Linked DNA regions of Homo sapiens: all the other regions are linked to region 3. Evidence: chromatin loops called from intact Hi-C (ENCODE). Cell type or tissue: heart right ventricle. All regions are shown on one strand. Each heading gives the region's core, and the rest is flanking DNA. Links, peaks and the distances in the headings are about the cores only.

Region 1 (6,081 bases), core at 494-5,493, 150 kb after region 3:
CAGCCTAACTAGAGTAGAAAGTTGCTACCTAGAATGGCTAAGAAGGTGCCTTCTCATTTCTTAATGCTTCAGAGGTTAAGACTTTGATGTTTCCTCTGGTCTGAGATCTTTGTCACTTTGGGCCACTATAACAAAAATACCATAAACAGGATGGCTTAAACAACAAACATTTATTTCTTACAGTACTAGAGGCTGGAAGTCTGAGACTAGGATGCCAACACGGTATCAGATTCTTGGTAAGGGCCCTCTTCCTGGTCCACAGAAGACTGCCTTCTGTGTCCTCACAAGGCAGTAAGAAAGCATCTCTCTCCTGTCTCTTCTAATAAGAGTGCTAATCCTATCATGAGGGCTCCACTGTCTTGACCTTATTACCTCCTAAAGTTCCCCACCTCCTAATACCATCACACTGGGGATTACGGGTTTAACATGAATTCCAGGGGGACAGAGTTAATAGCATCTGAGTTATTCTAAATCAATGCTATCAGCACTGAAGATCAGGCTATAGGGTGGGCACAAAGTGTCCTGGAAACAAAGAAGAAAGACAAATAGTTTATAAACAGAGATGACTTTGGGGGAAAGCAGCAGTAATTTAACAACAGGGAAAATAAAGCCCAGCTTTTATTGGTCTCTTACATTGCCAGGTACTTGTGCTAAATGACTGCCATGCACCAACCATCTCATTTAATCCAAACAACAGCTCATTAGGTAAATGTCGTCAAGCCTCCACCTTACTACATGTGAAAACAGAAGCTTTATAAGCATGCATGTAAGCTTAAATAACTTGCCCACTTCTAATCCAAGCAGTTCTACAGGGTGGGAGGCTCCTCATTCATAAATCGCGAAGGCTGGCCTGCCTGATCATCTCTCAGTTTCCTTCTTATTCTCATCCACTTTCAGTCAGCGAGGAAACCACAGAGCAACCCAAACAGCGAATTCGAGTCGAGGAACCTGTTGGGGCCAGTGCGTCCCAGGCGCGGACAGGGAGGGGCTCCATGAAACGCAGCAAGGTTTGGCCAGAGCCTGCCGGGGTCATGGAGCCTCTCCCGGCTTCTTCAGGCCACTCTAATTACAGAGTCTGTGGTAGGTTGCGTGGAGGAGCTGTCTCGGGGCGGGAAGCTTCCCTGCGTATTGTATTTGCCTATAAATACTTCAAATAGTTAAGTGAAATGTGCAGCCTTTGAAAACTGGAGAGGAAGCCGTTGGGAGGCCCCCCGCCCAGCCGGCCTGGAAGAGCAGGCAGAGAAATGGCTGGCGCGCTCTTAAAGCGGGAGACGAGCTTCGGCCCTGCCCAAGCCAGATGGGGGCAGCGAGGCTGCGGGCGTGACTCCGGAAGACTCAAACCGTTAAGGTGACCGGAGCAATTTGAAAAAGGAAACAAACTTCCCTCGAGCCGTGCCCGCGTGGCTCTGGGGCGGACGGTTGCGTTCGAAAGGGCATTTTTCAAAAGAAGGGTTTCAGGAACGCAGGGGTGTGGGCCCCCCGGGAGGCGCGCGGCCGGGGCAGTGCCGCAAAGCGGCCACCAGCCCGCTTTGTACTCGCGGCCAAGCGCGGCCCCAGAGTTTCGGCGGCGGCCAGAGTTTAGGCCACACCCTCTTTGCAGTGAGACCCGCGGCCGCTGATTGGCGCACCGTGGACCAATGGGCGCGCCGGGGCGGCCCCGGCTGTCAGCGCGCGCCGCAGCAGCGCCGGCAGCAGCCTGTCCTCCCCTGCGCTGAGCCCCGCAGCCAGCGCAGCCTTCCCGGGAAGCGCGGCGGCCGCTCCCGAGCGCAGCCCTGCCCGGCCCGCCAGCCGCGCGTCCCGGCGCCCGCGCCCCACGGCCACAGCCTTGCCTCTATCTAGCTCACGGAGCATGTGCAGACCCGCAGGCGCTAAGGTGCTCTCAGTCCGGGGGCCTTCTGGGCAGCGGTGACTGTCACCCCAAGAGAGACCTTTCGGGGGCTCTTGCCGCACCTCTGCTGCGTCGCGGGTGACACTGCGGTGCTCGCGAGCAGGGTGGCAGCTGCCTCTCGGTGGAGACGTCTTGGGACCCTTGCGCCCTTCTTCTCTCCTTCCTTCGCTGCTGTCTCCTTTCCTTCCTTGGCTGCTCGCTCTTTCTCTCGCCGGCTCAGACCCGTAGCCTCCGGAACGGGACTCGTGGGTCGCCGCCGCCTCTGTCTCTTCCAAAGGGGCCTCCTCACTTCGGAGATGCAGTGACAAGTTAATATGGGCGTCCAAGCCTCTGTTTCCCAGGAGGAAATTTGCAAGAGGCGGCAGCCCCTGAGCGCCCAGAGCTCTTGAAAGGCCACCCAGGAGAGGTGTGAGACCCGGCGGCAGCATCCGTCCAGGTGGGACCCGCTGAGCGCCGTGGCCAGTCCCCCATTCCCATCCCGGCACCCCAAAGGCGCGCTCGCCCGATTGCTTCGAGTTCCCCGACCTGGGGATTTTTTTTTTAGCCGCTGGTGGTGGGCGCCTCGTGGGCTAAGGCCCGGCGCCTGCTCTGCTACCCGCGCTGCCTTTAGCGGTCGCCCCCGCCGCCGCTGCCAGGGACGTGCTGGGAAAGCCCAAGCCCCGGGAGAAGATGCCGGCCATCCTGGTCGCCTCCAAAATGAAGTCGGGACTGCCCAAACCCGTGCACAGCGCCGCGCCCATCCTGCACGTGCCCCCGGCCCGGGCGGGCCCCCAGCCCTGCTACCTGAAGTTGGGAAGCAAGGTGGAGGTGAGCAAGACCACCTATCCTAGCCAGATCCCCCTGAAATCGCAGGTGCTGCAGGGGCTGCAGGAGCCAGCGGGGGAGGGGCTCCCGCTGCGGAAGAGCGGCTCGGTGGAAAACGGGTTCGATACCCAGGTGAGAGATGCCGTTTGCCGGGGTACTGTTCTGGAAGGATGGATGAATAGTTCTTTCGGGATGGTGTGGGAGAAAGGGCTGGATGGGAGAAGGGTCTACCATGTGGCCAGGGAAGGGAACCATTCCCCTTAGGCCGGCAGGTTGGGGGATGCGCGAGGAGAGTGGGCCGGCCGGTGGGTGTGGCCCGGGTGCCGGAGGTTTGCCTTAAGAGCTCTTCGAGACCTGGGATGGCGGGCACGTCTGCAGCATCTTCCTGGGGAGGAGGAAAGGTCGGGATGTTCTCAAAAAACGTGTGCATCGCTGGAAATGTGAGGTCCTGCATGTTGAGGTCTTGGCCCCAAGAAGCCAGTATCCGCAGCAGCAGCTGTGTGTCTGTCTGGCGGTTCCGCAGAGATTCTGTTCCGGACAAGGAATGATCTAAGGCCCCATTGGGTTCGACGCCCCCTAGCCTGGCTGTAAGATCCAGGAAGAAAAGGGGATCGCGGGTGGCAGTGAACCTGCTCTTCCCTTGGCTTGAAGATGACCTGTCCCTGCCCCATCCTGCGGGGTGACGGGATTCCGGGCAAGGTGCTGGGACTGCGGTACTAGTGCACCAGCTGAGGCCGGCAGCTGGAGACTCCTAGCGCCTTGGCTGGCTGTTGCGGTGGGGGTGGGGGTGGAGGTGGCTGCCTCAGAATGGCGGCCGAAGCTAAGCCCCTCCTTCCTGGGTGGTAGATCCTGGTGTTGGTAGCCCGAGTGACGGGGCGTGGGGATGGGAGATGGCTTGAAGAGAATTGGTGACTCCTACCTTTCCAGACAGAGCCTGCATCCAGACAAGCCCTGGCCGTGCAATCTCTTTTACAGAAATTAGCAAGGGCCAATCAGGTTCTCTTGGTCCTCCCCGCTCCATTTCCCCCTTCTTCTGGTAGGAGGGGGCTATATTTTCTTGGCAGTCAGTCAGCAGGGACTTTTGGGGACAGGCCGACCTGACGGATGTGACTGTCCGGTTAGGAGAGGCGGGAAGCCAGAGGGGAGGTGGTTTGGGGCTGGTGTCAGGAAAATGGCAACAGACCAGCTGACCTTTTTGGCACATACTTCCCTGCTGACACCATCTCCACCTTCTCCTGGAGCTTTCTCTGATCAGAGGCTAGAGCTCAACACGTTCCTAGGCTTTCTGATGCGGGAACTGGAGCTGAAGCTAATTGTAAGCAGACTTTTGGAACTCTGGGCTGGAGAAGGCCCTCAAAGCAGATTAAGCTCCCACACCAGGCTGATAAGCATGCCCCTTGCTGCTGCACTTGCTAAACATTTTTGGAAGCTGACAGGTTTGAGTGATGGTGTGTGGGAGGAAGGCAAGATTTCCTCCAGTGCTCCGGGGGCCTGCCTCTGTGAGGGTTTTGTGCTCTGCTCTTCTTCTGTTGTTACGTACAGGATTTGTCCAGTGGGCTCTGCCATGGGGGTGAGCACCAGGGTACACTTCTGCATGGGGTTTCCCTTCATCCATGGACTTGGGGTTTATGAGGTGTAGTGGGCAGTCGGTGGGAGGTCAGTACAGTGACTCGGGACTGGAGGTGACACATACCCTCGAGCCTGATGAGGAGCACCCGAGGAATGAGAGGGAAAGTCCATGCTGGGATTGTTCATATCCAGGCAGCTGTTCTGCCTTTGCCCGTTTGACCCTTCATTTAACAAACATTGTCAGAGGACTGGCAGTGCATAGGCTCTGGAAAGGTGATTCATCACCCTGTCCGTGAAAAAAAATGTTCTTCAGCTTCTCTCTGAGGGGCTGGAACAGTCCACTTCCCTCAAGACTTTGCTTCCCTCTTTTGCCCTTGGTCCATAATCCCCCCATTTCACCTCTCTCGCCCTCAATGGGCCCTTGTGTACTGATGGTGAACATAGTTTGGATGGACTGCTAAGGAAATTGGCCACTTCCAGTGGACTACCCTGATTTTTACCTGCCTGCCCTCGTTTGCCAGTGCCCAGGGGTTCTGGGGGCTCTTCCCTGTGGCAGATCCCTGTCTGCACAGCTGACATCAAAGTGATTTTGGCCAATGGGATTTTACCTTCTTTGCCAGGGCTTCTCCCACAGTCTGCCTGATAGGGTACCCATTCCCCCTCCAAAACAGTCTCTTGGTTATGGCATGAGGACTGTGTCTGACTGGCCATCTGGTAGTTTCCAGGTCCCAAATTTGGTATATATTATTAGAAGATACTCAGGAAACAATGAATTAAATGGCAAATGCTCTCTTGGGGCCCCTGACTCCCCTTTTATTCAGGGGATTTTTGGCAGGAGATTGGGTTGTGTAGTGGCTGATAACATAGCTTTTAAAGTCAGATGGGTATCGCTGGTGTCTTGCGTCTGTCATATACTAGCTAGGTGACCACCTTGATTAATTTCTTTGGGCTTTAGTGTTCTCATCTATTAAAAAATGAGCATGAACAACCATTAGAGTTGTGAGCATTAAGAAAAATAACGTAAAGTGTTCAGTGCAGTGTCTGGCAAATAAGGAACACTTAATAAAAGTAGCTATTTATATTGCTAACCTAAGAGATGGGGCATGCTGAATCAACATTAATAGCCCGTAAATGAGAAAAGATATGGCTTATTCTCTCAAGCCCCTGGAAAGGTATCAATCTGTTCCAAGGATCTGTAGAACATCTATCACCTTTCTAGTACAGTACCAGGCAGAACGGGAAGATGAGGGAAGGGCATGTCCACTTTCTGAGTGCCTGATGGGTGAGGCTCTTTACATATAATCTCATTTCATCTTTACAGAAACACTTAAATCAGGTCTGATACATCCATTTTCTATGACAGTAACAACATGGTAACAATAATAACAATGGTAATAATGGCCAAATCCTTATATATCACTTTCTATGTGCCAGGAATTGTTCTAAGGACTTTACATTAAAAACTAATTTTATTCTTATTACAATCAAATGAGATAAATGTTATTATCCCCATTTTACACATATGAAAACTGAGGCAAAGACCAGTTTGGTAACTTTGTGAGTAGCAAAGGTAGAATTAGAACTCGGGCAGTCTGGCACTAGATCCCATGTCTTTAACCATGATATTGTACAGGGAGAAACACAGAGACTGTCTTAGAACTTGCAGGCCCTGATTTATAAGACCATTGCTGTAACCATTGAGCTAGATGAGGCTTAGCAAGGTACAGCCACTTGCTCTCGGTCATCCAGGGTGGCAGGGCAGGGAGTCCAGCAAGGTTGGTCTGGCTTTGAGGCCTGCGGTCTTCCCACTCTTCATTGCT
Region 2 (6,081 bases), core at 373-5,372, 550 kb after region 3:
CACTTGACCCAGGGTTTAACTGGAAGCTTACCATTAATTTGGAACTTGGGATAGTTTTATTGTTGAGCCTGGAGGCAGCCTAAGAAGTTCTGTAGGCTTTTAACACTCACAGTTAGTAATCAGCAGACATCACATGTGGCTGAATAATCCAGAAACCAGTTTGGTAGCCAGGTTTCCAAGAGTTTTTTTGTTTCCTTGGTACTGGACAGTGGGAGACACAAGATGCTATCGTAGGCCTGTGGAGGGTGCAGGGACTGGTGTGCACCCACAGGCACGTGTGTGACAAATGCAAGTTAATGGCTGCAGTCAGTGTTTGTCATTTCTGGTAGGGCTGAACTGAGGAGTATTCAACTATTTTCTATCTATGATTTATAGCAGCAATGATGGTCTTCAGAGGCATTCAGGACAAAGGGAGCTTGAAAAGGAAAGTATTTTGCCTCTTGTGATATATTTCACTAAACTGGAGCATACGCATTGCAAATTCAAGTCAGCATATTTAATAAAGTGTATTGTGAAAGCAGGAAAAAAGCAAGAAATTAGGCAACTTTTGGCCAGCCTAAAATCATTGGTTAGCAGAGCTCTATCAACTGTTGCTTTCATACAAGAAGGTATGAATGATTTTAGATCTTTGCAGTAGAACCTCCCTAGGTAGGTAAAGTCACTGGCGTGGATAAATTGACCATAATTTAGTCCTTAATCAAATGGTTTTGTTAAGACCACAGACCCAAACAACCACTCAGTCATTCCTATTTTGGGACCAGTGGAAGCATCTCCTACCTGCTGGATTCTTGCAGTCTGTCTCATTTCAGAAGCTTCTCTCCTCTGTTCTCATTGATGGCTTCCAGGGAGTGTGATATGCCCAGCACCTCTGGGAAACCCAAGCTGCTTAAGAAAAGTAAAGAGAATTGCAGGCAGATGAGGTGGACTGTTTGCCCCTGATTCCACCTCACCTTCTCCCATTTGCTTCATCTTTGCTCTAAATGTGGTCTTCTGGTGTAGGAAGGGGAGTGAACCTCAGAGTCACTGGGAAGAACTCACGGGCTCTGCTGAATAAAGGCCTCCCCTGCCCTGGAAGGCATTAACCAGGAAGCAGGGAGCCTGTCTGTGCTCCAGCCTTGCGCTGCACTTGAGCAGGCCCCTCACTGGTTAACAGTGGTTGGCGGTGCCAAGGCCCTGCTCCTTTGGACCTGAACCTAAAGGAAGGCTTTCTGGGCATGGCTGGAAAGGAACTCCCCTTCCCACCTAGGAGAGGTTGCTGATGGAGCTGATCATAGAGGATCATTGGGCGTCCTTCCCACCATGGGAAAGTGAGGCCCCAGCCATCTGGGGCAGGGAGCAGAGACATGCTCCCATCTCAAGACTCACTAGTTCAGTGTGAGGCAGGAAAAGTCATCACTGCTTTGTGCTTAGAGGTCATTTGAAGGTTAGTCTTTCAAGAGTGTGGAGCTGCAAAGGGAGGCGGCCAGAGTTTGCATCCCACTAAGTGGCTCAAAAGTGAGTCACTATGCCCCAAACTTGTGACCTCGCCATCCTGATCAGCCCAGGAGACTGTATAGACTGCGGATTCCTGCGGAAGCTTGCTGTGTTCTTCATGCCTCTGGTTTTGAAGGAACATTTGGTGATGTTTTTTGAGGGCCTGCTACTTGACAGGCACCATTAGGGGCCCGACGTGCATGATCTCATTTAGTTCTGACAGCCCAGTGAGTCTCTTAACAGATGAGGAAACTGAGGCTCACGGACGTTCTTGCCCCGTACCATGTCCACTCAGCAGGGTATGGTGGAGTGCGTGTTGGTGCCCAGGACTAGCTGGCCCCTTGGCTACTTCTGTTATTTTCAGGCTATCCTGAGGACACCCATCACTCCACTGAGAAGCCACAGGTGGCTTGGGGAACCAAATACTGAATTTTATAGAGTGGAGTTCTCCCTATGATTTCATTTGACAAAAGGATTCCTTTATTTTTAAAAAATTAAAATTCCCTACTCTCCTTTGTGTTACTTTGAGTCCACACCTACTCTAGGGTCACCTGCCCCTCACCTAACCCGGGTAAGTGGCCATGAAGTGAGCACATTGCAGTTCAGAGTGAGGTTCTAGGCTGAGAACAGGTGGAGTCCCTAGAATGGGTTCTGACAGGGCTACCGTGCACCAGGAGCTGGGATGGAGCGCTGCCCATGGTAGTATGGATTTGGTGGGAACGTAAGGAGACCTGCTGTCATCAGGGGATGAGGATGGCTTCCAGGTAGCCCCTCCCACAGGTACACCCGTGCCAGGAGGAAACATGATATCGCCCTCTAGTGAGCATAAGGTAGCACTGCAAGGGCGTGTAAGTGCAGATGCACTTGTGGAACTGCTTGGAGGACCTTCCTGAATGTGCAGCCGATGCATCCTTCTGTGATGTGCACACCCTCCCAGGAGCCCCCTGCATCCCACAGTCAGAAGGCTCACAGTGGCCCAGGTTTTAGTTTTCAATGTCTCAGCTCCCTGTTGTCCTGCTCCCATTTTTCCTGACCCAGTGGGGATGCCAGGTTCCTTCTCCTGCCTTAGGGAAAGTGAATGTCCTCCCCTCTGTGTCTGTCTGTCCAGATGTCTCTGCTGCTGCCCTCGGGGCCTGCAGTGGAGCTGAGGAGCTTTATGATGTTTCCTTTGCTTACCACAGTACTTACCCAGCCATTCATCACCCAGACTTGAACATGTCCAGTGACAAGTGAGGAGGCTTGTAAAAATATTTTCTGTTCTTGCAGATGATGTTAACATGTACCTAATGTGCATTTGTCTTATGACTCAGTCCTGAGCCCTGCTTCCCTTTGGAGCTGTCATTGGAAACACTTGCCAAAGTGTCTAAAGTCTGCAGGGTAACTCAAAAGGCCTTTCTCTGTGCCCAGGGCAGGCTTGGTGCCTGCAGGGAACAGGAACAGTGCAGAGTCAGTGTGGGGCCATTTATCGGATTATCCAGCCTGCTCTGAGACCCCAGACAGGTCTCCCGTCTCTTGGCCTTGGGTTCTCCATCTATAAATTGACAAGTTTGGACTAGAAGAGTGTTTTTTCAGGCTGGTTTCTATGAAGCCCAAAAGTTCCCCAGTCTACTCAGTTGAGGACCAGAGATGAAGAGCAAATGTTTGAAAACCATGGTGCCAGATAATCTCTGAGGACATGTTCAGCTCCAGGAGTTCTAGCCTCTGTGATTCTGCAGCCCTGAGCATGTCCTCATCCAGGCTGTAGAGTGGAGACAGAAGCAGTAGCTGTCACAGAAGCAGTAGCTGTGAGGGTTTGGTTCAGCCTCATGTGAGGTCTGGCTTGGGAAATGCAGCCCAGTTTCCACAGGGAAAGACCTCAGAGGGAGAAACTTCTCAAAATTGCACAAATGGTTCTAATGTGGAGCAGCCTTCTTCTGCTCCAAATATCCCACTTTTGCATTCTCTTCTGCCCTGAGACACATGCCCACATACACACAAACTCATGCCCCTCACACGATTCCTTCCTGCTCACACAATAATTGCTTTTCAAATGCCAGACTGAGCTCCTAGGCCTGAGACTCACTCCTGCCCCAGGTTAAGGAAGACTTAGCAACAGACTGGGCCAGAGCGCAGGACGGGAGGAGTGCTGGTGTCTGGGAAGGCAATGAGTCATAGGAGGCTGCATGACTTAAGCAGAGGGGGTGATAGCCACGAATACAGAGAGATGGGCCCATCTGAGAAGGGGCAGGGTGGGCAGCTTCCCTGACAGAAATCATAGCTAGAGGTCCCAGATGGCACAGACAGTCATGGGAGTATGGGCACTGCTGGCAGGGACAATGAGCCCAGCAGGCTGTCACACTGATATCTGGCCAACAGCCTGCTCCGCGTCTCCCTGCTCTGGGTCTGGCTGAGTCACGTGGCTCACATGACTCAGAGTTGTTCAAGGTGGTGTCAGTCAGGAGGGGTGGAGAGGAAAAAGGCCTGGCAAAGGAAGCTGAGGTTCTAGGTTCAAATCGGGCTCTGCCTGACAGCCTTTCTCAGCGGGCTCTGCTCTTCAGGCCTTGATTGGCCCATCTGGTAAATGAGGGGGTGGGGCTAGGTGGCCCCAGCTCCTTCCCCTTGGAAAGACGTGGTTTTGTTGGTTCAGAGCTCAGCTTCACACTGTTGTCAGCACCTTGCTCTCTGTACCCTCTCCACGGCAGGATTCGCGGGAGGGCAGGGAGAGCAGACAGACAGACAGACAGCCGTGGCCACCCTAGAGACACACTGCAGCCGTGGTGGCCCACAGGACTCTTTAGTCTCTGTGCTCTAAGGCCCCCTGCAGAGTCCTCTCTGCAGAACTACAGGTGACACTGCCCTGGCTGTGAGCATGTCCTGCCACATGGACCAAGTGGGCCAAACTAGTGGGCCGTGGAATTGAACATACTTAGTTTCCAATTCTGGCTTCTCTCCTCCCTGGGCCTATTTCCTCATCTGTAAATCACGGATATTAGTACTTCCTCTTGGAGTTGCACGGTGGTTAAGCAAGGTATTCGTAAAGCATTTCTCACGGTACCTGGCACAAAGTCAGCTGGAAGATGTGGTGGTGTTAAAGGAGAAAAATATAAAGCCTATACCTAGCTGTGTAATATACAGAGCCTCGTGTTGGGCCAGTCTAGGTTTCTGTTCTTCAAAGAATGTATGTATTTCTTGAAATTGCTAGTAATGGTCACTAAAATCATTTTACCATTAGATAATTGAGGCTTAAGAAAAGGAGCTTGGAGGCATGGTGTTGATCTTACCATAAAATTAAGTGATAATATAGTTTACTGTTTTAAGAGCCAATTAGCTATTATGGAATTTTGAGAAATACATGACAAGAGAGAAGCCCTCATAATTTCACTGCCTATGTGCAACCTCTGTTAGCAATTTGCTGTTTTGAAAAGGAGTAGCACTTCTATATAGGGGCTGTAAGAGTCAGACCCATTTCAAGAAACGGGGTTTTATTGAGCCAGGACCAGCCCAGCACAGTGGCTCACACCTATAATCCCAGACCTTTGGGAGACCAAGGCACGAGGATTGTTTGAGCCCAGAAGTTCAAGACCAGCCTGGGCAATATAGAGAGATCCCATCTCTTAAAAAAAAATGTTTTAAAAATTAGCCAGACATGGTGGCACACAAGTAGTCTCAGCTACTTGGGAGGCTGAGGCAGGAGCATCACTTGAGCCCGGGAGATTGAGGCCACAGGGAGCATGATCATGCCACTATACTCCAGCCTGAGCAACATTGCAAAACCTTGTCTCAATACAAAATCAAAGTAAATATTAAGCCAGGGCCATTGTGACCTCTGCCTGCAGTGTTGGTGCCCAGAACCCAAGGTATGTAGGCAGTATTCTTTGGGTAGATGCACCAAATGGAGTACTAGAGCTGGCTCTTGAAAGCTGATAGCACCTTTTTCCAACTCCACATCCAGTGACATCATGTCAGTGGTTTGAAGTCAGTCATGGTGGGATTGTACCATGGATGTTGGCAAATGCTTCAAATCAGGTCATTGTTTTTCCCCAAAAGCCAGTTTTTCAAATTGGATTATCAAGGCTCAGAGTTTAGGGTCACACGGTGAGTCAGTGGCAGAGCTGAGACATGAACCTAGATCAGCCTGACTCCAAAGCCTGTATTCTAGACCACTGGGTCATGCTGCCTTCAGCCTTAGCACCTCGAACTGTCTGCATCTTGGATGACTTCCTGAGCATGGAATAGAAGTGGAATTACTCCATCAGGGAAGGCATGATGCTGGATTTGGGGAGTTTTTCAGAAAGCTGCAAAACTGGGGCTACGAGAGAGATCTGGGCCACTTCCAGACTGTTCCTTCTTTGCCTGTTTTCAGCTCTATGGAAGGCGCGCCCCCTGGGAGGATCCTGCCAAGTGGGTGATGGACACATATCCATGGGCAGCCAGCCCACAACAGCACGAGTGGCCTCCCCTGCTGCAGTTACGGCCTGAGGATGTCGGCTTCGACGGCTACTCCATGCCTCGGGAGGGATCGACAAGCAAGCAGATGCCCCCCAGTGATGCTGAAGGTGACCCGCTGGTGAGTCCTCAGCCACCAGAGCAGCTCAGCATTCCTTTAGCACTTACTGTGTGTTGGGTATG
Region 3 (6,081 bases), core at 326-5,325:
TGTTATTTTGGGAAAATCAGGAAATTGTCTGGCCCTTGTGTTTGCTAGCCTCAACCTTCACATACATATATGAAATTCAGAAATCCAAGGCTTATAGCAAAGGCCACTTGAACTTGACCTTGCTTTCATCAGCTATTTAGTACAATATATTCAGTAAATTTCTCTTGTTAATCAGTGAACATTGTGTAAGCACCTATTATTACTAGATATCAGTAAGTTAATTATCTTCATCACTCTGTTTAATTTAGATATGTGTTTGGGGACTCCCTGAGATCTAAGTTAAATTGCCACGGATCCCAAATTCCATAGCCTGTGGCTATCTGAAGCCCTTCCTAAGATTTCTGCTTCTTATACCACTTGGCATTGAATTCCTTGAATGGGACCTCTGCCTTGCACTCTGTTTTAACCCCCTTGAGGCTCAGGGAGGTTAAGTGACTTGGCCAAGGCTCCACAGCCTGCAAGTCTGGCTCAGTTACGGTTGCCACTGGGCCTTGGCTAAGAAGAGATCCTGCCCCACTGCCCCAGGCTACCATCCCTGGGGATGATGAAGGGGGCTCCTGGAGATGAGGGCTGAGGTCTCCAACATTTTTCTACTTCAGGCTTTTCTTCTCTCCTGCCATTGATGGGCCTGGGTGTCACCCCATCCAGAGATGCAGGCACTAAGCCTCTGGGGGTGAGGGCCTCGTGCCTCCACACTGCATTCATTTAATCTTCCAACCATTTCCCTGGCAGTGGTAATATACCCATTTTACAGATACCCTTATAAGGATTAACTAGTAAAAATAACAAAAACCATCACAACAATCCACAGTTACAGAACTCTGACTGTGCCAAGTGTTATCTATATTTTCTCATTTAGTCTCGCAACATCCATATATAGAAAGACGGCACCTGCCTGTGAGGTGGATCATGACAGAATCAAGTTATTATGCCTGACCACCAACCCTTTGGGGCAAATCCGCTCTCAGAGGGTGGAAAGTCTTGTTGACAAGCAGAGTAGCCCCTGGGGCCTCAAGCTTTTGGGGCATCTCTGGGGGCTCCGGGCATCCTTTAGGGCAGGATAAGATACTTACAATAAACTCTCTCTTTGAGACATGGATTGGGTCTTCACTTAATGTTTTTGACTCTTCATATTTTTTTTTCAGTTTCAAGTTTTGACAGCCCTGGAGCTTAGGCACTAAATCAGCAACAGAATAGGATTCTAAGATGTTTGATTAGGGATTAGACCTCTGACACATGGCTTGCCCAGAGCTGGCTGATCTAATACATCTCAGAATCCAGGAAGAAAGGGACCATGTACCACAAAGCCTAATGCCTCATTGTGAAGAGAAAAATGAAGGCCCTGTGCTGGTGTGGATTTACGCAGCACTAAAGCAATAGTTCTCAGGTCAGAGCCCAGGTTTTATGTCTCCTAGTCTATAGATCTGCATCAGTAGCACCTACAAGACAGGGTTGCTTCATAACCAAGTTCCATTCAGAGCCAATCATATGTATTAATGGTGTGGTCAGTAAGATGTCAAGGAATCTCTGTCTATCCATCTAATCTCATGAGTTTTCTCTGGGTCCTAAAATAATGTCACCTTCAAAACATGGAGTAGGCCCTGCCAAGACACCTCACCTACCTAGAGAAGGTATTAAATACATTACCAGCAGAGACCCAATTAACATCTGGACCTATCAGAAAGCAGAAGCTGGGACACTGGATAGCTCAGTTTGATTGCTATGAGAGCTCTCAGGAAAACAAAAGAAATACAAAAGTTTGGATTGTGGGCAGATAGAATTTTCAAAATTTAGAGAAGATCCGAAATCTTTTCATTGCTTAGATGGACAAACCAAGACCAGGGAAAAGAAGTGAATTTCCCACGCCTGCCCAATAGTCAGGACAACACCTTCCCTACCAGCTCTCCATCACTTCCCCAGTCTCTCTTCCCAAACACAGCTCTACCAGTAATACAGAGTTGGGTGCCAGGACTCAGGAGTCGGAACCCCATTACACTTAGGCTAGATCTTTGTGAATATTGAGGCTAAGAGTGGAATTTAGTCATGGTCTCCTTTTGACACAGAGGGACCTTTATAGACCAGAGTCGATTTTTGTCTGTAACAACTGTAAAGTAAAATGAACACCTTGGTTGCTACTTGAGCCCTTGGATCGGGATGCACCTGGTGGGCTGCAGTAAATCTTGAAGTAGCATCCATTAATCAGCTACACCAGAATTCACCAATGTGCTTGTTAAAATGCTGAGTCCTGGGCTTTATTTACCCAAGACCCATTGAATCCCGGGTCTATGGGGCATTTTAATATGTATCCCAAGCGATTCACATGCCCCCAAAAGTTGGAGAACCGCCACTACAATGGAAGATCTGGAGTTAAGCTTGCCTGGGTTCAAATCTGGGCTCTGCCAGTTACCAGATGTATGAACTTCAGCATGCCTGAGCTTCAGACTCCTCCTGTAACATGAAGAGAATAGTAATAACTACCTCACAGGGTTATTGAGAGAGTTAAGGGAGGTAAAGCAGGAAAAATGCTTAGCATTGGGCTTGGCACCTTGCAAATAAATATTAAGCAAATCAATTAAAGCAAAGCAAATATATTTAATAAATTAAATATTGAACAAATAAATATTAGCTGCTACTGTAATGTCGTTCTTTAGATACATTCCCTGTCTTCACCTGTTCACATGGAGGCCAGCTGCAGCCTCTGCAATCAGGAGCCCGTCCCCACCTGAACCCCCGACCCCTACCCCTCCAGGGAAGATGAGCGGCTGTGAGAAGCCTGGCCTACCCATTCTGTGGCGGGGGCTTTGGGGAGTGCAGTGACAAGAGCCACCAGCAGGGGGAAGCATAAACACATTTCAGGGCATAGCGCTGGTGATCCTTGAGGGTGGGGCGCTCTCTGGGGGAATGGGCTGAGGCTGGGATCAGCGTTTCTTCTCGAATTTTCCCCCCACTGTGGACAGGAATATCTGGTGATGCTCACAAGACAGAATCCTGCTTTTCCTCTAATTGCTCAAAAAGTGAGACCCTGCGCTGGCTGACACTGGCTCTTCCCTGAAGCCTCAGGAAGCGGCTCATTAGCTGTTAATTTTATTTTCACCACCCAGTCGGGCTCTGGCAGGCCCTCGGCAGAGTGCTGGCTGCCGGGCCTTTCTAAGGAGACTCTTGGCAGAGCTCTGATCTGGGCGTCGTGTTCTTTTTCCATTTGGAGGAGCAACTGCGTGAGGTGCCTCACCAGACTTAGCGAGAGGGGCTGAGGGGCGGGGCGGGGCCTGAGTGTCCAGACCTGCCCTCTAGTTCCCTTCCTGCCGTCCCCTAGAAATCAGGGGGCCGGGAGGTCCGCCGCCGCTTGAGTGCCCACCGTGTGCTATTCTGTACCTCCCACCGGGCTCCCCAGGAGCATGTCACAGAGGGGAAGGCTGAGGCCCAAAGAGGTCGGGTGACTTGCTCAGAGCCACGCAGCCAATGAGCAGCAAAAGTAATAATGACACTGGGCCGGGCGTGGTGGCTCACGCCTGTAATCCCAGCACTTTGGGAAGCAGAGGCTGGCGGATCACCTGAGGTCAGGAGTTCAAGACCAGCCTGGTCAACATAGTGAAACCCTACCTCTACTAAAAAATACAAAGATAGCCAGGAGTGATGGCAGATGCCTGTAATCCCAGCTACTCGGGAGGCTGAGGCAGGAGAATCTCTTGAACCCAAGAGGCAGATGTTGCAGTGAGCCGAGATCACACCACTGTACTCAGTCTGGATGACAGAGTGAGACCCTGCCTGCCCCCTCTCCAGAAAAAGGTAATAATGGCACCGGCCGCCTAGTGTGTGCCCAGTATGTTGCCGGGATCCATCGCTGTCCTTTTACATATGTTTACTCCTACATCAATCAAATCTGTAAAGCCCAGTGGCTGAGGTTAAAGCCCATGCTTTTCTTCCTACTCCGCACTGCCTCGAAACCCTTGGAAGTACTCTTCTCCTATTTCCCTAATCTTTCAAATTATTCAAATTCCCATTTGTTCTCCAATTAAAGGTCCCCTCCTCCCTCTTCATCCAAGAGTCCTTTGGTGAGAGCTTCGGTAGTGGCTTGATCACATTCTGAATTTGAGATTTGCTTGTAATTAGCAGTCTTGAAAACACCAGTTCTTTGCTAGGCTCTGCTCCCAGGAACCCAGGAGTCAGGACATCTGAGGAAGGGCTACATGCATCACTGATCTCTCCCTTAACCACCCCTTTCATAGGTATCTGGAATAAGCTCAAATTTCATTGATTTTCCTATGGTGATAAATTGACAGCCCGCCTTTTTTTTCCACAGAAATTAATGCCAGTAAAATGACTACTACAGCCCACTCCCTGCTTTGAATACACCATTAAAATAAACCATGTCTGTGTGCAAACATGTGTGCACCCAATGAGATGTGCTTTTCAAAGACACTGTCATGCAATGTACACAACACTGTGCAGACATTTCAATTTTCCTCCTGGCTGTCTCGCCATCTAAAGACGAAATGCTCGATGTGGCCTGGCATCCAATGGCAGCTGGAGGAAAAGAACTTGCGACTTCGTGTTTCTCCTCTGGAGCTCTGGGCTTGCTCTCATTTGCACTGGTGAATTGTAATGTCAGCAACCTATGGATAGACCGCAGGACACTGGGCTGCAGCATGAAGAGCTATCCAAGGAGATTTTATTTTATTTTATTTTATTTTATTTTATTTTATTTTATTTTATTTTTTTGTGAAACAGGGCTTCGCTCTGTCACCCAAGCTGGAGTGCAGTGGCACCATCACAGCTCACTGCAGCCTCAACCTCTGGGGCTCAAGCAATCCTCCCACCTTTAAGCCTTCTGAGTAGCTGGGACTACAGGTGCACGCCAACACACCTGGCTAATTTTTTTTGTTGTTGCTGTTGGTAAGAACAGGGTTTCACCATGTTGCCCAGGCTAGTCTCAAACTCCTGGTCTCAAGCAATTCACCCACCTCGGCCTCCCAAAGTGCTGGGATTACAGGCATGAGCCACCACTCCCAGCCCAAGGTGGTCATTTTAATGTGCAGTTGTTACAGACAAGCAAATGATCTCCAGTTTGTAAAGATCTCTCTGAGTCAAAAGGAGACCATGACTAAATTCCACCTTTAACTTCAAGGTGATCCATAAACTTGAGGAGTTTTGCAAACGCCATTTGGCTCAGTTACTGAGATTCTTTGTGTCATTTTGGCAGCCACCCCTGTGCCTGAGACAGGGAGCTCAGGCAGCTGGTTGGAGCTGCTTGTGGATTCAGATATTCCAGAACTGCCGGTTATGTAGGAAGTTCATGCTATAGAGAGGAAGATGAGTATGAGACAGAGAATCCATATTTATGAAACACCAGACATTATCCTGGGCACACTCCATCCTCACAGCCATGTTGTGAAGATACTTACATATGCTCTGTCCAGCATCCAGGGAAACTAAGGTCTAGAGGGGCATGATAACTGGCCCATGGTCACCAAGGATCTGAAAGACACACCCACAAAGGCCTAACTCAAATCCATGTATTTTCACCATTGCCTGTGAGAAAGAATCTTCCATATATTATGTTTATTTGTTTGCATTTATTTGTTTTATGAAAAAGGTCTACACTTTCTGCAGCTGTCACTTTTGCAGGCAATAAGGATACCTTTCTGGAACGAGAAATCTACATTAGACCAGAGACTGGATGATGGAGGGCTGTTTCTGTAATATTTATCCCTGCAAAGTAAATATTTCTGTCTCCACCATGTTCCAGAATTTCCCTGCTGACAGCTTCACAGATACTTCTTTTTCTCCTCTCTTGAACATCCAGCTATTGCCGGGGACAGGATGACCGGGTGCAACTGGTTCTTTTCACTTTTGACTGTGGACTTCTTGCAGCCAAAGAAAGAAAGGCTGGCCAGTGATCCACACTGGGTGAGGATTGGAGGCCAGGGCTGTGGAAGGGAAGTGTAGTTTGCATCCTAAGTGGTGATCCCAGGGGACAACCGACCCACTAGAGAGCAAAACTGAGGCTTTCCATGCAATGTTTTGGACCAATGTATATGGTTCCCTGAAGTCATCTTGCAGATTTATTTCTGTAATGTTCTC

What was found. Hi-C counts contacts between places; a loop is a spot of excess contacts. Peaks named below come from ENCODE experiments on the same cell type or tissue, not always from the same donor. Only the 100,000 strongest peaks of a DNase experiment are listed, where the experiment ranks them.
Region 1: a loop joins it to region 3, with 9 times the contacts of the local background. A loop is called at or near these places in 24 of 110 quality-filtered maps.
Region 2: a loop joins it to region 3, with 4 times the contacts of the local background. A loop is called at or near these places in 16 of 110 quality-filtered maps.

What each region holds. Positions count from the first base shown.
Region 1 is chr11:19,711,139-19,717,219 of GRCh38, forward strand. It overlaps NAV2 (neuron navigator 2), which reads left to right and starts at 1,699. Exons shown (of 38, transcript NM_145117.5): 1 at 1,699-2,824. The coding sequence starts at 2,558. It overlaps LEISA1 (lncRNA enhancing IL-6/STAT3 signaling activation 1), which reads right to left and starts at 3,534. Exons shown (of 1, transcript NR_015384.2): 1 at 1-3,534. RefSeq lists silencers at 1,404-1,933, 1,574-1,767. In heart right ventricle, for the core only: CTCF peaks have their summits at 1,489 and 3,526; DNase peaks (open chromatin) are centred at 1,583, 2,145 and 3,693; H3K4me3 peaks cover 4,529 bases; H3K27ac peaks cover 5,000 bases.
Region 2 is chr11:20,108,777-20,114,857 of GRCh38, forward strand. It overlaps NAV2 (neuron navigator 2), which reads left to right. Exons shown (of 38, transcript NM_145117.5): 37 at 5,816-6,019. Among named protein-coding and RNA genes, the nearest start is that of DBX1, 49 kb to the right of the region's middle. RefSeq lists enhancers at 2,797-3,696, 3,697-4,596, 5,401-5,902, 5,903-6,081. In heart right ventricle, for the core only: a CTCF peak has its summit at 2,277 (motif pointing left); DNase peaks (open chromatin) are centred at 2,307 and 3,845; H3K27ac peaks cover 2,832 bases.
Region 3 is chr11:19,561,366-19,567,446 of GRCh38, forward strand. It overlaps a transcript of NAV2 not described here. Among named protein-coding and RNA genes, the nearest start is that of MIR4486, 11 kb to the right of the region's middle. In heart right ventricle, for the core only: a CTCF peak has its summit at 2,824 (motif pointing right); DNase peaks (open chromatin) are centred at 2,856 and 3,156; H3K4me3 peaks cover 777 bases; H3K27ac peaks cover 1,301 bases.